Linked DNA regions of Homo sapiens: region 1 is linked to region 2. A link is a loop called in an ENCODE intact Hi-C map of the cell type or tissue named here. Cell type or tissue: ovary. All regions are shown on one strand.

What was found. Hi-C counts contacts between places; a loop is a spot of excess contacts. Peaks named below come from ENCODE experiments on the same cell type or tissue, not always from the same donor. Only the 100,000 strongest peaks of a DNase experiment are listed, where the experiment ranks them.
Region 1: a loop joins it to region 2, with 4 times the contacts of the local background. A loop is called at or near these places in 2 of 110 quality-filtered maps.

What each region holds. Positions count from the first base shown.
Region 1 is chr2:99,721,500-99,729,499 of GRCh38, reverse strand. AFF3 (ALF transcription elongation factor 3) reads left to right here. Exons shown (of 25, transcript NM_001386135.1): 11 at 2,372-2,423. Among named protein-coding and RNA genes, the nearest start is that of REV1, 240 kb to the right of the region's middle. In ovary, no CTCF peak of the experiment used is centred here; no DNase peak of the experiment used is centred here; H3K4me3 peaks cover 283 bases; H3K27ac peaks cover 269 bases.
Region 2 is chr2:100,204,691-100,212,690 of GRCh38, reverse strand. It overlaps LINC01104 (long intergenic non-protein coding RNA 1104), which reads right to left and starts at 4,437. Exons shown (of 3, transcript NR_103730.1): 1 at 3,871-4,437. In ovary, a CTCF peak has its summit at 4,223; no DNase peak of the experiment used is centred here.

The sequences.
Region 1 (8,000 bases), 480 kb after region 2:
TTCCCCCCAGAAAGGCAAATTCATTATCAGCACTGAATTTGCTGAGAACACTCCCTCTCAGACTGTTCACCATGTCCTGTTTGGCCCCACTATATCCTTCCTATTTGCCAGAACCTATTCTGTTTGCCCTGTTGCCACAACATAAGTGCTGCTAAGAGCAAAGATAATCAGCTGCGCATCTGTCCCCATGCTGAAGACTTGGGCAGCATGATTGGTCAAGGCAAAACATATTTCTTCAAACATCCAAACAATGCCTTCGTTTTTATTTTCAATTTCCTGTTTTCTGACATAAATTGTTTGGGAATTTTACCATTGCCTGCTGCTTCCAAGCCTGCTGTTTTACATTCTTCATTAAGATGGAATGTGGTAACTACTGCAGGCTAGAGACTGGGGAAAGTAACCAGTTTCACCAAATTAAAGCAGGTTGGGGGAAAGGATCCATATATTTGAGAAAAAAAATATACTTCCATTTAGTTTTGTCTTATATAATGCAGGTGTTATAACTCTCTATTTTAGGATTACAAGAGGGATTGTGGTTAGTCCATGGAAAAAATGTTTCTGCAAAGTACTAAATTATTTTCCAGCACTGAAACCAGTTGAACAGGCCTTATTTGCCTCCTAAATGAGTGCACCACAGACCTTGCCTGGAAGACAAAAGAAAATATACAAGAATGAGCTTTAAAGCAAATTTATTAATTTGCTACTTTAGCCTTTATTCCAACATGGTTTTATATGTATTGAGGCCCTGCCTAATCAATGTTTGTTATCAAGGCAGTTAAAATAGATTTTGTGGCTTTTTTGTTTTTCCCCCTCATCTGACCAGCTTTTAGCCAAAGTCCCTCATAGCTGTTCTGGCACTGGATAAATGTCTGAGATAGATGTACGAACTGTAGAAACTGTGTCTTCTTTTTCTCACAACTGTTTATTCCTATAAGAAAAAGAGAAGGACATATAAAGTTTGCTTTTGAGTTCAGTTTGGGCAATACCTTTGGGATATGTTCATTATGTAATTTAGGGAGTCATTCCTGGGACTAGGTGACGACAAGCTAATGTTGACAGCTGACAAAAGGGGTATGGTACAATGTGTGGGCCCAAGGACGTGAGCAGTAGACCAAGGGATTCTAGAGATCTCCAGGCCTGACTTGAAAGAGCATAGCAAACCAAGTTACTACCACAGTCCTATTTCTTGCAACTCACAGCCTTCTCTGGGGTGTATTGGCTCTGCACAACCATCAGGAAACACACGAGCCCACGCTCTCAGTTATCAGTGACTTCTTCCATCTCCAAGCCTCAAGGAAATACAAAGAAACTCCTTACAGAATGAGGATGCATGGTTCAAACCACCAATTGATTAAGGATTAGGAATTACATTAAGCCTACTGTAAACTACAAGAAGTGAACTGGTTCCAAGCTCCCCCAACTACGTACAACTCGTTAATTCCTCAGTGATCACAGCCCACAGAAGCATTTCCTTAACTAGCCTTTCAGATGGTCAGAAAGGATTTCTGGTTTACATCTCATTCTGCTTTAAGCTAGGGGCCCCAAAACCTGCCACCAGGGCTCTCTATGGGGTATAAAATAGGGGGATCTTGGGACCTACAGTGCAACCTCAGTGTTCAGTAAAAATTCTCTCCTCCTGGCCGGACGTGGTGGTTCACGCCTGTAATTCCAACACTTTGAGAGGCCGAGGCGGGCAGATCACTTGAGGTCAGGAGTTCGAGACCAGCCTGGCCAACATGGTGAAACCCTGTCTCTACAAAAAATATAAAAATCAGCCAGGTGTGGTGGCAGGCACCTGTAGTCCCAGCTACTCGGGAGGCTGAGACTGGAGAATTGCTTGAACCCGGGAGGTGGAGGTTGCAGTGAGCCGAGATTGTGCCACTGCACTCCAGCCTGGGTGACAGAGTGAGACTCTGCCTCAAAAAAAAAAAAAAAAAAAATTCTTTCCTCCAAGTTCTGATTCAGCCTGACCTGGTTTGGCTTATGTTAGCAGAAGCAATCAAAGTTCAAAGTGCCTTGGATATAGAATGCCAATGGATTTATTTCCTGAAATTTTCTGTAAAGTGAAGTGGAAGGAAACAGGTTCCATCTGTAAGATATTCATCTTCTGGCAAAGTCTCCACTCCAAGCCTCTGGTTGTTTGCAAATAGCTCCTCAGTACCTACTCACAGATTTGTGCCTGGGCAGTTGCATTGCAGAAAAGAAATTATTTTGCAAATCCGGTTCTCAGACAATAAAAGATGTTTTAAAAGCCTCCTGCTACACATTTTGAAAGATTGTTAATAGGAGCATGGAAATATATTTAATCTCTCTTAAATCTTAAAGACTGTAAGACTCATATGTCGGTATTTTTTTCTGCTTCCTTTTTAAGAGAAAGGTGATGCAGAGCCAGAGAGTCCAGACAATGGCACATCGAATACATCGTAAGTTTCTTTCATTTTCTATCAGAGATGCCTGTTCTTAAATATGCCTCATAAAATGAGATAGTGCAAGTATCTTGTAATAGTAATAATGATGATGGAAGGAAGCCCATGGTTCTCTTTTCTCATGATAATGTCTTTCTAAATGCTTTGGGTGCAGATGCATTTTTTATGCTTTAGCAGAGTAAGAGGAATCTTGAAAAATGCAAATGCTTCTCTTTATGAAGTAGAAATGTAATGAGATTTGAGCATGTATGCTGGGGGGATTTGGTTGGAGACTTTCAGCATCATCTTAAGAATTGCAGAACTTTTCACACTTAAACTGGGAGGTATGCTGTCCCACACAGCTGTGCAGTAACAAGGTCATTTCAGAAGCTTGCCATCTGCAACCTCACCTTGGAATTATGTGAAAAGCACAATTATCGATATCTCTGGAATCTCAAGAGTTTCTTTTTTGAATTAACAAAAGCAGTTTTAAAAACATAAGAAAAGGCCCTTATAAAACATGTGCTCCTCACTCTATGTTTTGTCTGTTTCTTCTCAATATTCAAGGAATCCAAATATATTTTTACTGATTAATTTGATGCCAAATTGATATACCAACATTTAAATTAAAAAATTCATGAGCTAACAAGTGACTTTATTTTAGTTCCATAAGAGTCAATAACAGGTTTGCTCCTTAAAAATCTTTATTTTTATCACTTATGAGCAGTGGCATGTGTTTTCTTATTATAAGATAGGCTTTGTGAATTTATCTGTATGGGGATCAGGATTTTAAAAAACAGCATTTTTTAAGTGCTGTTGATTGGAAATCAGTTTGTGGTAAAATACTGAGTGTCTTATTTTGTCCAAAATCTGTTTCTTTGTCTAGAAAGATCCTTTGGCTTGAATAGGAGAGCTGTGTATTTCATAAGAGATATGATTATATGTTTGTCTTTCTTAAGATACTTCCCTAAAAGTTTAAATAGTTCCATTGTCCTGCTTTCAGATGTTATAATGAATGTGACTGGTCTTAAATGGTTAAAATGTTACTAATTTTTAATTTTTTTGTGTTGTAAAATATAATGGGAAAGGCTTTTAATGCCATCTGGAGGCATTCTAGAGAACTGAAAAGGGTAGAATCATTGAAAATTCAGTTCTTTTGAGTAACAGTAGAAACTGCATAAAAATTCATGCAACCAGAATGTAAGCTATTTGGGGGAAGTTGTATTTTTTAATAAATTATTTTATAAAAGTTTTAATTGTAGAAACAATTTTTTCAAATTCTCAATAATGAAATTATTTTAAAGACTGACAAAGAATATACAAAGTATGTTGGAAAGTGACTAGCATCCTACATTTAATTTTACATAGTTAAAAATCACATTCAGTAGGCACCCATTTGGTTAAGGCAGTTGGATGTGCTTCTAAAGTTCTCCTTCCCTTACGTATTTCTAAAATGTCCGTTCCCAGCCAGGCTCAGTGGCTCACGCTTGTAATCCCAACACTTTGGGAGGCCGAGGCAGGCAGATCACTTGAGACCAGGAATTTGAGACCAGCCTGGCCAAAATGGCAAAACCTCGTCTCTACTAAAAATACAAAAATTAGCTGGGTGTGGTGGCAGACACCTGTAATCCCAGCTACACGGGAGGCTGAGGCACAAGAATAGCTTAAACCCAGGATCATGCCACTGTGCTCCAGCCTGGGTGACAAAGTAAGACTGTCTCAAAAATAATAAATAAAAAAATAAAAAGTTTATTGCCTAAAAGCACTGGTTTGCTTTACTCTGTACCTTATTTCTTATAACATCTATGAAAATAGGTAAGTTGGCCAGGCACGGTGGCTCACACCTGTAATCCCAGCACTTTGGGAGGCCAAGGGGGGCGGATCACGAGGTCAGGAGTTCGAAACTAGCCTGACCATCATGCTGAAACCCCATCTCTACCAAAAATACAAAAAAAAATTAGCTGGGCATGGTGGCGCGTGCCTGTAATCTCAGCTACTCAGGTGGCTGAGTCAGGAGAATCACTTGAACCCGGGAGGCGGAGGTTGCAGTGAGCAGAGATCGCACCACTGCACTCCAGCCTGGGTGACAGAGGGAGATTCTATCTCAGAAAAAAAAAAGAAAAAAAATAGGTAAGTTGTCTGAGGAATTACTTTTAAACCCTCTGGAAATATAAAAACAATGGGAGCTTGAAGCATCACCCCATATTCCTGCCTCTTTGAGCAAAACGGTTTCTTAGGCACCTGCCTCTTAAACTAGAAATAACAGGTTGCAAGCATCTCTCCTATGAATGGAGAATTCTGAACTTGAAACCGCTCAAGAGACCTCTAACAGAGGTTCTGTTATAATTGGGTATGAGGTACAGTACATTACGGATAAAGAGTGAGATTCAGGATGCCTTTGATTTGTGTAGTATTTTACATTCTTATGTGCAGCATCTATCTGAGCTTTTTTAGGTAGGTAGGATAGAAACAATATCCCCATATTATGGATAAGGAATCTGAGGATCAGAAAGGTCACTCCAGGCCAGGTGCGGTGTCTCACACTTGTAATCCCAGCACTTTGGGAGGCCCAGGTGGGTGGATCACCTGAAGTCAGAAGTTTGAAACCAGCCTGGCCAACATGGCGAAACCCCACCTCTACTAAAAACACAAAAATTAGCTGAGTGTGGTGGCATGCGCCTGTAATCCCAGCTACTGGGGAGGCTGAGGCAGGAGAATTGCTTGAACCTAGGAGGCGAAGGTTGCAGTGAGCCAAGATTGCACCACTGCACTCCAGCCTGGGCAACAGCATGAGACTGTGTCTCAAAAAAAAAAAAAAAAAAAGAAAGGTCATTCCACTGAAGTGAGGAGTTAGAGCATAAACCTTCTGATTTTTGCCCATTTTCCATACCAAGAGGGGGTGTGGGTCTCAAGAGACAAACTAAAGCCATGAGTCACAATCAAGTAGGAAAATTGGGAGCAGAGGATTTGTTAAGTGGCAAGCATACTGATCTGGTAGGGCTGCCAGAGCAAAGTACCAGCAAGTAGGTGGCGAAAGTAACAGAAATTTATTTTCTCATGGTTCTGGAGGCTGGAAGTCCCAGTCAGGGTGTCAGCAGGGTTGGTTGCTTCTGGGAGATGTAAAGAGAGGAGTTATCCCCGGCCTCTCTCCTTCGCTTGTAGGTGACCGTCTCCTCCCAACGTGTCCTCACGTCATCGTCTCTCTGTGCATGTCTATCTCTGTGTCTGTTTATATAGTCAGCAGTCATATTGGATTAGGGCCCACCCTAATGACGTCATTTTAACTTGATTACCTCTGTAAAGACCCTGTCACTAAATAAAGTCACATTCTGAGGCACTGGAAGTTAGGATTTCAACATATAAATTTTGGGAAGAAGTAGTTTGGCCTGTAACATTAAGGGGCAGAGTAATCAGAGTGATTCAGAAGTCAGGTAAACAGAACCAGGGGTACACAGATTTCTGAAAATGGGAAAAGGGGAGACAGCCTAAGTAAAACATGAAACATAATAGGCTCCATGGCAGCTGCAGGAGTGGAGCAGAGCGAAGAAAACAGGGCTAGCAAGCATGGGGCACTGGGAAAGATGCCTCTCTCATATTCATGGTGTGGTGGAACCAGTGTGGCTTCAGTAAGGCCTATACATCCCTCTGTCTGTATAACTCTATGACCCTGAGTCATTAAAGCCATTATATGGACTTAAATTGTAATACAAGGTTGGGAGTCTCCAAACAGAAGAGCTTATTTCCTAAGGAAGCATCTTTCTTCATGGCCTCCTTTAAAAACGGGAGATCGATCATGATTGGTTTCAGATGGTCAATGCTTGGCAGTATGACACAGTCTGGACAACACCCGAGTAATCCTTCAATATATATTATTTAGTGATCCTATGAGCATTCAGGGCAATGAAAGGAGCGATTTAATCTTAACATGCGTGCACACACAAAAGCACAAATTAAAATGTCTGTGACAGACTTCCAGTTATATTAATGATGGAAGAACCTATCTTAGACTAACTCTCCTGCAGATAGCTGTTACAAACTCTGGACAAAATACTTTTGTTAAAAAAACTATTCATAGTCTAACTAAAAGAAGGCAGAGAATGTAGGAAATTTGATCCTTGAAAGAGGGTCATTTGATCCTTGAAAGAGTGAGAACTATGTTTATATAGCTTCTCCCATGAAGGCATGCCCCAGTCCACAAAGAACAATTAGAACTCAAGGAGAAAGCCACAGCTGTAATGGCTTGAGGTGTCAGGGGATAGAGTTTAGGGCTGCCAGAGTGGCTGGGAATTGAGTAAGTCACAGAAAGAAAAGAGCCATAAAGAAGAGAGCCCTCCATTCTGTATATAAATTTCCATCAATCCTTGAATAACCCCTAAACTGCATATGTGTGGGGAATATGCCAATGAGCGTAGTGGAAAACAATAACTAGAAAGCCAAAAATGCTGAGCAGAGACTCTTTTCAGCTGCTGCCTACTGCCTACAGCTACTGCCTACAAAGTTCAGAATCTGAATCCCACCCAAGTTAGAGGGGCTTGGTAAATGCCTCAGATTTTCTATTGAAACCCCAGAAGGGGTGTGTGCTTTCAGTGTAAAGGAGTCACCGTAACATTAAGGGCAAAACCGAAACAGATCCTTCCTAACAAAGTATAACACTAAGTACCCAAAAGCTCAAGCTAATCAGCTAGAGATTTTATTGCCTGATAGAACAAAAAACAATCAACATTGTTTAAAAGAAGAGAGTTTGGAATCTCTAAAACAAAATTTACAGTGTTCATTATCTAACCAAAACTTAAAAGACATATGAGTGGGAAAATGTGACCCATAATCAAGAGAAAAAATAGCCACTGTAATAGATCTTGAGGTGACCTAGATATTAGAATTTTCAGACAAGAATTATAAAGCAACTACTATAATATGTCCAAGGATGTAAAGGAAAACATAGTCATCATGACTGAAAAGAAGGAGAATCTCAGCAGGATAATGGAAACCAATAAGAATAACCAAATGAAAACTCTGGAACTGAAAAATGTAACATTTGAAATAAATGAAGCATAGAAATGAAAAAATAATCAGTAAACTTAAACTCATATCAGTAAGAATTGTTCAATGTGAAAAACAGAATAAAGATTAAAAAACAATCAACAGAGCCTCAGTGAATTGTAGGATAATATCAAGTAGTCTGATATACATGCATTGTGATGCCAGGAGGAGAGGAGAGACAAAATAGACCTGAAAAAATATCTGAAGGAATAATAGCTGAAAACTTCCCAAATTGGATGAAAACATTAATTTATAGATTCAAGAAGCTCAGCAAGCTGCAAGCAAGATAAACACAAATAAAACTACACCGTGGAACATTATGGGAAACTAAACAGAAAAAGAAAATCTTTAAGACAGCCAGAGAAAAATAATATCTTATACACAGGGGAACACAGATACAATTAACTGAAGAATTCTCATCACAAATATGTAATACAGTGCAAAGGCATCTTTAAGGTGCTGAAAGACAAAAGAGAAAAAGGAAGAACTGTCAAGCCAGAATTCTTTTTTTTTTTCTTTTTTTTTTTGAGACAGAGTCTCACTCTGTCCCCAGGC
Region 2 (8,000 bases):
CATGTTGTCTGTTCTCAAAGACCTCAAATCCTGTCTGGTGTCTTCCCCGGGGGACACTTATCTACTTTTTAACATCGGCCATATGCACATTATATTCTATCTTGCAGCCCAGCCTGATGACCTACTGAACAGGGAAATACCCTCAGATATACAGCAGAGGGAAAGCTCTTTCTTACAGTCAATCACCAACTAATACATGTTGAATAATGGAGTTAAAAAAGAATGATGGAGTTTTTTTTTTATCAGCATTTTGCAATCATCATGGTAATAATTGAATCAGGCAAATAATCAGCAATTTTGCTAAAATGGTGGGGTGAAACTTTGATGAAGGCTATGGCAATAAATACAAAAGGAAAATTGGTAAATTTAACAGATAAGAAACCTTCACCAAATAATCAGAATTAATATCACCAACAATGGGACAAGCTGACATCAGGCACTAATACATTGAGAAGGACAATATCAACATGAATTCCTGAATTTGGTCATTGTATAATGCTATGGCAGATACTTAAGGTGGTCCTCATGATCCCACCACCTGGTGTTCTTTTTTGAGATGGAATCTCGCTGTGTCACCCAGCCTGGAGTGCAGAGGTGCAATGTCGGCTCACTGCAACTTCCGTCTCCCAGGCTCAAGCCTCCCAAGTAGCTGGGATTACAGGCACCCACCATCACGCCCGGCTAACTTTTGTATTTTTAGTATAGATGGGGTTTCATCATGTTTGCCAGGCTGGTCTCAGACTCCTGACCTCAAGTGATCTGCCAGCCTTGGCCTTCCAAAGTGCTGGGATTACAGGCATGAGCCACTGCACCTAGCCCATCTGGTGTTCTTGACTTGTGTGACACCCTTCCCTTGAGAAGGGGCAAGACCTATGACTTTCTTCTAACCAATAGATTATGGCAAAAGTGACTAGAGGTCTGCAGTTATGTGCACATCATTACATGATTGTGTTACGTAACATTGTAGCCGCTTCCTGCTGGCGTCTCTCACTTTCTTGCTGGTTTTGAAGAGTCAAGCTTCCATGCTGTGGGTTATCTGTGATGGGAGGCACTGAGGGTGTCCTCTAGGAGCTGAAAGCAGCTTCCAGCAGAGATACCACAAGGAGCTGAAGCCCTCAGTCCTACAGCTGCAAGGACTGAACTCTGCCAAGACAGGCAGATTCTTCCCCTGGCAAGCCTCAGATGAGACCCTAACCCTGACCCACCCTTGATTACAGCCTTGTGCAACCCTATACAAAGAACCCAGCTAAGCCATACCCAGGCTACGGGATAATCCCACTGAAACTAAGGGATAATAAATGAGTGTTGTCTTGAGCTGTTAGGTTTGTGGTAATCTTTAATGCAGTAATGGAAAATGAGAGTGAATGTGTTCTGTAACAGAATGTCCTCACTTATGGAAAATGCATCCTGAAGTATGTAGGGAATCATCATAACGACAACTTTGAAAAGGCTCAGCAAAAAATAAATAAAATAACATAAAACTATATATGTTCACAGAGAGAGAGAGAGAGCCTATGTGGCAAAATGTGAACATTTTGTGAATCCACATAAAGGATATATAGGAGTAATTACTGTAGTTTTTCTATGAGTTTGAAATTTTTCTAAGTAACAAGCTCACTCCTGTAATCACAGAACTTTGGGAGGCTGAGGCAGGCAGATTGCCTGAGGTCAGGAGTTTAAGACCAGCCTAGACAGCATGGTGAAACCCTGTCTCTACTAAAAATACAAAAGTTAGCTGGGCATAGTGGTGGGCACCTGTAATCCCAGCTACTTGGAAAGCTGAGGCATGAGAATCACTTGAACCCAGGAGGCGGAGGTTGCAGTGAGCCAAGGTTGTGCCATTGCACTCCAGCCTGGGCAACAGAGTGAGACTCCGTCTCAAAAGAAAAGAAAAGAAAAGAAAAAAGAAAAGCTCTGCCCCAATCTCATGAAAACCCATTGTCCTGAACACCATCACATTCTCAGACCAGTCTATATTCCACTGTGTTGGAAGGAGTAGACACTGAGGCATCCACAATTTCTGATTTTTGATGTCTTCCCAACTACACTCTCCCCCAGCCTGACCTTGGGAATAACTGACACAATCATCATCTCTTTGTTAACATTTTGTATGTATTGTTGTTTCTTTTGGTTTTGAAAACATGTACCTTTGATTTTATCATTTCCTACCTTTTCTTGCAAGTAAGAGGTAAATTAATCTTATGCCTGATATCCTGTGTTTTGGCATTTTGAACTTGAGCTTGCACTTGACTGTCCATGCTACTACTCATTTGTGTTTAAGGGTTGTGGGTTGGAAAGTTCATCTGAGGCACTTTAGTGAAACTAGAGCACCCCATTATTTGCAGTGTCCCCAAGAGAAGGAAGCATGACTTCAACATTTTTAAATGCACAATTCCTGTAAAAAGTCAGTTGGGTTTTGGAAGAAATGGTCTATTTGATGTGATGGCTCATGATTGTGGTGAAGGTTTAGATCACGTATTGGCTCAGGTGCCCCAGGGGACTTGCTCTGAATGGTCCCCAGACCCTAATCAGATATTATGCAAATTTTGCTCTTGAAGACTTGGTCTGAGCAAAGATTTTTTGAGTAAGATTGCAAAAGCATAGGCAACAAAAGCAACGATAGACAAAGGGGGTAACATCAAGCTAAAAATCTTCTGCACAGCAAAGGAAGCAGTCAAGAGAGTGAAGCAACAACTCACGGAATGGGAGAAAATATTTGCAAATTACCCATCCTACAAGGGGTTAATCACCAGAATATGTAAGGAACTGAAACAACTCAATAGCAAAAAAATAATAAAAATAATCAGATTTTAAAATGAGCAAATGACCTGAAAAGACATTCCTCAAAAGAAGATATACAAGTGGCCAACAGGCATATGAAAAAATGCTCAACATCACTAATCATTAGGGAAATGCAAATCAAAACCACAATGAGATATCATCTCACCTCCATTAAAATGGCTGCTATCAAAAGACAAAAAAATAACAGATGCTGGTGAAGATGTGAAGAACGGGCAATGTTTGCGCACTGTTGATGGATGGAATGAACATTTGCGCACCCACTGTGGATAACAGTATAAAGGTTCCTCAGAAACCTAAAAATAGAACTACCATATGATTCAGTAATCCCTCTGCTGGGTAGATATCCAAAGAAAAGGCAATCAGTATGTTGAAGAGATACCTGCACTTCCACGTTCTTTGTAACACTGCTCACAATAGCCAAGATATGGAATCAACCTGTGTTCATCAATAGTTGAATGAATAAAGGAAATGCAGTATGTATATACAGTGGAGTACTATTCAGCCACAAAAAAAAGAATGAAATCCTGTCATTTGCAGCGGCATAGATGGAACTGAAGGTAATTATGGTAATTGAAATAAGCCAGGCACAGAAAGACAAATATAGCATGTTGTCACTCATATGTGCAAGCTAGAAAAAGTTGACCTCATGGAGGTAGAGAGTAGAATGATAGTTATTAGGGGCTGGAAGGGTAGAGGGTAGAAGGGGATGAAGAGAGGTTGGTTAATGAATACAAACATACAGTTAGATAGAAGGAATATGTTCTAGGGTTCGATAGCACAGTAGGGTGACTACAGTTAACAATGACATATTGTATATTTCAAAATAGCTAGAAGAGAAGATTTGGAATGTTCCCGACACAAAGAAGTGATACATGTTTGAGGTCTTGGATATCCCAATTACCCTGACTTAATACGCATTGCATGCATGTATCAAAATATTACATATAGTCCATAAATATGTACAACTATTACATATCAGTTTAGAAATAGGTGACAGCCAAGGAAGAAGGGCCTCCAGAGAGCCCGATGGGCCAGGACTGTGTGAGTAAATGAGCTTCCTGAGATTACCTGAGCCTTGGTGCGTTCATCTGCGAGTAGGCCTCTTTCCTGAAGAGAGAATGGAGACTGAAGGGTCTGTGCCGCTCCAGGTGATGCAGACAGAGCCCGCCGGGGCAGCGCTGGCCACTCTCCCCCCACTTTCTGCTGTGCACCATGCTGACTCAGCCACAGGTCTGCCCCCAGGACACTGGGCCCTAGGGAGTCTCTGAGAAGCAGTCATTGGTCTTTCAGCTCATTATGAGCCAATGGCTGGCGTGCTTGTCTCGTGGAAATAATTCCTTTATTCCCAATGCTCCAGTTTTCTGATGGCTTAACCACATGGATGGGTGTTCCTTTCTTTTCCTGGACAGACGATGGCATCGTAGCACTTCCTTAGCATACAAAGCACCCGCAGCATCTTCCCTTGTTTGATTGGATCAGACATGCTGGAAGAGTCTGAGGTTTAGGGTTTTGCTTCTAGTTCTGGATGAAACAGATGAACGCCATAATCCCTATTTTTCCTAAAAGGGAGACATGAAAATCTTGCGTTTATACTAAAAAGTGTTCCCATCTCATTGAAATTCAGGCTTGAACTATCCACCCTGAACACGTCCAGAAGCCCTTTCTCTAATTCTGGAAGCAGTGATCTCGGGAGAGAAGTTTTCCATCTGTCTCCTTATGATGCTAAGCTGTTAGTGCAGTTCATTATTTATTACATCTCCTGCTTTATGTTAAGCCATGATCTTCTTTTTTGCCATGTATTAAGAATTCAGTCGGGTTGGTATAAAAATAGGGTTGTTATCTGTGTCTCCAGACTGACTTTTGAACAGCATATTTTTTGGGGTAGGGGAGGTGGTTATAATTATTCCCAAACTACTTTCATTCTTATCCAATACTTAATATTGACTCTGGCTATTCACTATAATACTGCTTCTTATCAGACATGTGCGTGGCCGGAGTGGCAGTAAAGAGATACGTCTTCCGAGGCCCTGCATGTGTCTGTAGGGCTGGAGGACATTTGCTCCCAGAGGCAGAGAGATGACATGGGAGAATGTCAGCATATCAAGGCACAGCATCTCACAGTCATAGCAAATCCGGTCTCTGAATAGGCAGTTTGTGGCATGTGCTTTTAAAATACAAACTAACAGACACAACAACTGGCATTCCAAACATCTCCTGGTCCTCCAGGGCAGATGGTGCCAAGGCAACGATGTACTTATCAGAGCTAAGCTCCCCAGGCTCATGTGGGGAAGGGAGCTCTGGACTCTAACTCCCTCTTTGCCATCAGGGTTCAGCTCCCCCTTTTCAGCCCCGGGCCAGGCTGTCTGCAGCTAATGGGCAGAGGGAATCCTGGCCTACCAGCCTGCAGGGACATAGCTGAGTGCACCGCCATGGGGCAGGAAGGCAGTCCTGCACAAGACAGCCCCATGAGGGACAGAAGGAGGAAGGCACTGACACCATGGCCCCCTCTTTCCCCCAGTCCAGTCGTTATTGTCAACTCTCTTCTTGGTAACCCCTGGCCCCTCATGTCCTGCTCACAGAGGCTCAGGGGTGGTGAAATTGCCTCAAAGGGTGGTTATTTTATTGAAATAGAATCAGATCATTTTCCATCCAGCATCTTGTTTGTAGAAATATCCTATTAGACACAGAAAGGAAAAGATCAGTATCTTTTACACCATAATTAAAATATCACTTTTCTCAATGAAACATTATCTAGATTATCTCACAAAACAGCATTGCTTACAACATTGCTTACAAGCCTTATAAATGTGAGGCTGCCAGCTAGAACACTATAGAAAATGTTAGTTATTGCACCATCTCCCACAGTTGTTCTTTTGATGTGCTGGCTTGGAATAAACAGACTTATCTTTCCTGTCATACAACACTGTCCTTAATTTAATGGAGATGTTATTAAGATAAAATCTCTATTCAATTCCATATTGTACCATATTAACACACACAATTAGTAATGCTTTATCAGTTATGAAGAAAGATGATGACTGCTTTTAAGCTAAATTACCTTTATCATGGTAGCACATGAAAGAAGCGACAAATATTTATCCGAGTGTATGTTAATTCTTATTTAATTTTAACGCTGCTTTTATCAACCAAATTAACCAATGAATTTTATTAAAGGGAATGTTATAGAAAAGAGCTTCCAACACTCTCTTCCATCTGTTTTTATTTATATAATTTTGATGGTTTCTTTTTCTCTTTCATTTCATTTCTAATTAAGAGGAACACGTGGAAAATTGAACATTTGGGCTTAATTTTAACAGAATTTGGAATAATTAGAAGCATGTTCTTGTTAATATAAAGATTGTGAGTGTTGGGATTGCAGGGCTTACATCTGTGCATTTAAACCCCCTCCCACAAGGCATCTTGCTCAGTAAATCTCAAGAGGTGATGGGGGCATCGTAACATGGAAACATAATCTCACCTTAGTGATTTTACACTTAGGGAAGCCAAGCAATTCCTTTTTACAGTTTTAGAAATGCAAGTAGAATGTGACAGCAAGACGCATCTTACAATTCAGGTTGGAGCATTCTCCTCAGCAATATATAAACCTTGCTTCCCTTGGCCCTGGAATCACCCAGGAACTTGTAATGTGTGATTCTAATTGTGGATGGCACACACAGATGGGAGAGACTGAAATCAAGGAAAGCTCTCCTCCTTGGACTATGACTTTTTTTGACTTAAACTTTCTTGACCTTTTTTTTTCTCCCAAGGTGAGATATCAAGTATAGTAGCAATGTCATTGGGAATGCATACACCCTCAGGTAACAATCTGCAATCAGAAGGGACATACTTATCCTATCTTAGGGCATATTCAAATTTGAATTATGCTAGTTTTGTTTTTTTGTTTTTGAGACAGGGTCTCACTCTGTCACCCAGGCTGGAATGCAGTGGCACAATCATGGTTCACTGGAGCCTTGACCTCCCAGGCACAAGCACTCCTCCTGCCTCAGCCCCTTAAGTAACTGGGACTACAGGCATGCAACCACCATGCCTGGCTAATTTTTAAATTGTTTATAGACATGGAGTCCCGCTATGTTGCCCAGGCTGGTCTAGAACTCCTGGTCTCAAGTGATCCTCCCCCGTCAGCCTCCCAAAGTGCTGCAATTACAGGCGTGAGTTACAGTGCCCCAGCCTGTGCTAGGTTTCTTATTTGCTGTCTGGAAACCTTCAGGGAGACAGAACTTATTCCCACCTTTCATTACTTTTAGGAAGGAAACCACAGTGACTGCGCAACTTGAGAGATGCCTCTAGGTGCAGTCAATGAGCCCTGAAGGCCCTTGGCAATGCTGTGGCACAGCTGGTGTCCCCGCAGCCACTTCACATGTGCCCCACTCTCCAAACATAGAGGCAGCCCAGTTTTGGCTGTCTCAGACACCTCTTCACACTGATCTGACGGCAAGTGTGCAAAACATAAAGACACCATCCCGTGAGCTTGACAGGCCCTCACATCGGCCCAGGCTGACCAGATCTCATACGAAAGGTCACAGCCTTCTGTAAGAGCCATACTCATGAAGATTGCGGTGAAAGTGCATTGTGGTTTAGTTAACAGTGAAAGGAGTGGTTTGCATTTCCTATCATCCATATTTCATGTGCTACGGTTGAAAGCTGCAGAGCAGGACACCTGGAGCCTCCCAGTCTTCATGCTGACACTTACTTGATGCGTGACCTTGAGCAAGTCACTGGTCTCTCTAAGCCTCAGTTCCTTGTCTGTAAAATGGAGCGAATGCCTGTTTAATCTATAAAGTGCAATAAATCACACAAATTCTCCTCACGCTCAGGATCTTTAAAAGCGAGCAAAAACACAAAATTGTTTTTAAATAGTTGAAAATATGACACAGTGCAAACTATCATTATCATTATGTTTTTAATTGAAATCTGAGTCATTTTTTATTTCTTCTAAGCCAAAAAAAAAAAAAAATCTGAACACTTTACTGAAAAATAGATTGGAAAATGTCTGTGGCTGGCTGATAGGAAACTACTTCCAATTCCAGAAATACCAAAAATGGCATCTCTGAAAATCTAGCTCTGGTTTGGATGCACAGGGCATTTGTGATCTCATAAACTTGCAAACAGCCAAGGGGTGTTTTATCAAGTTGGAAACAATAGTTTGAATTTAGTCCATATGTGTCAATCTTCAAGTT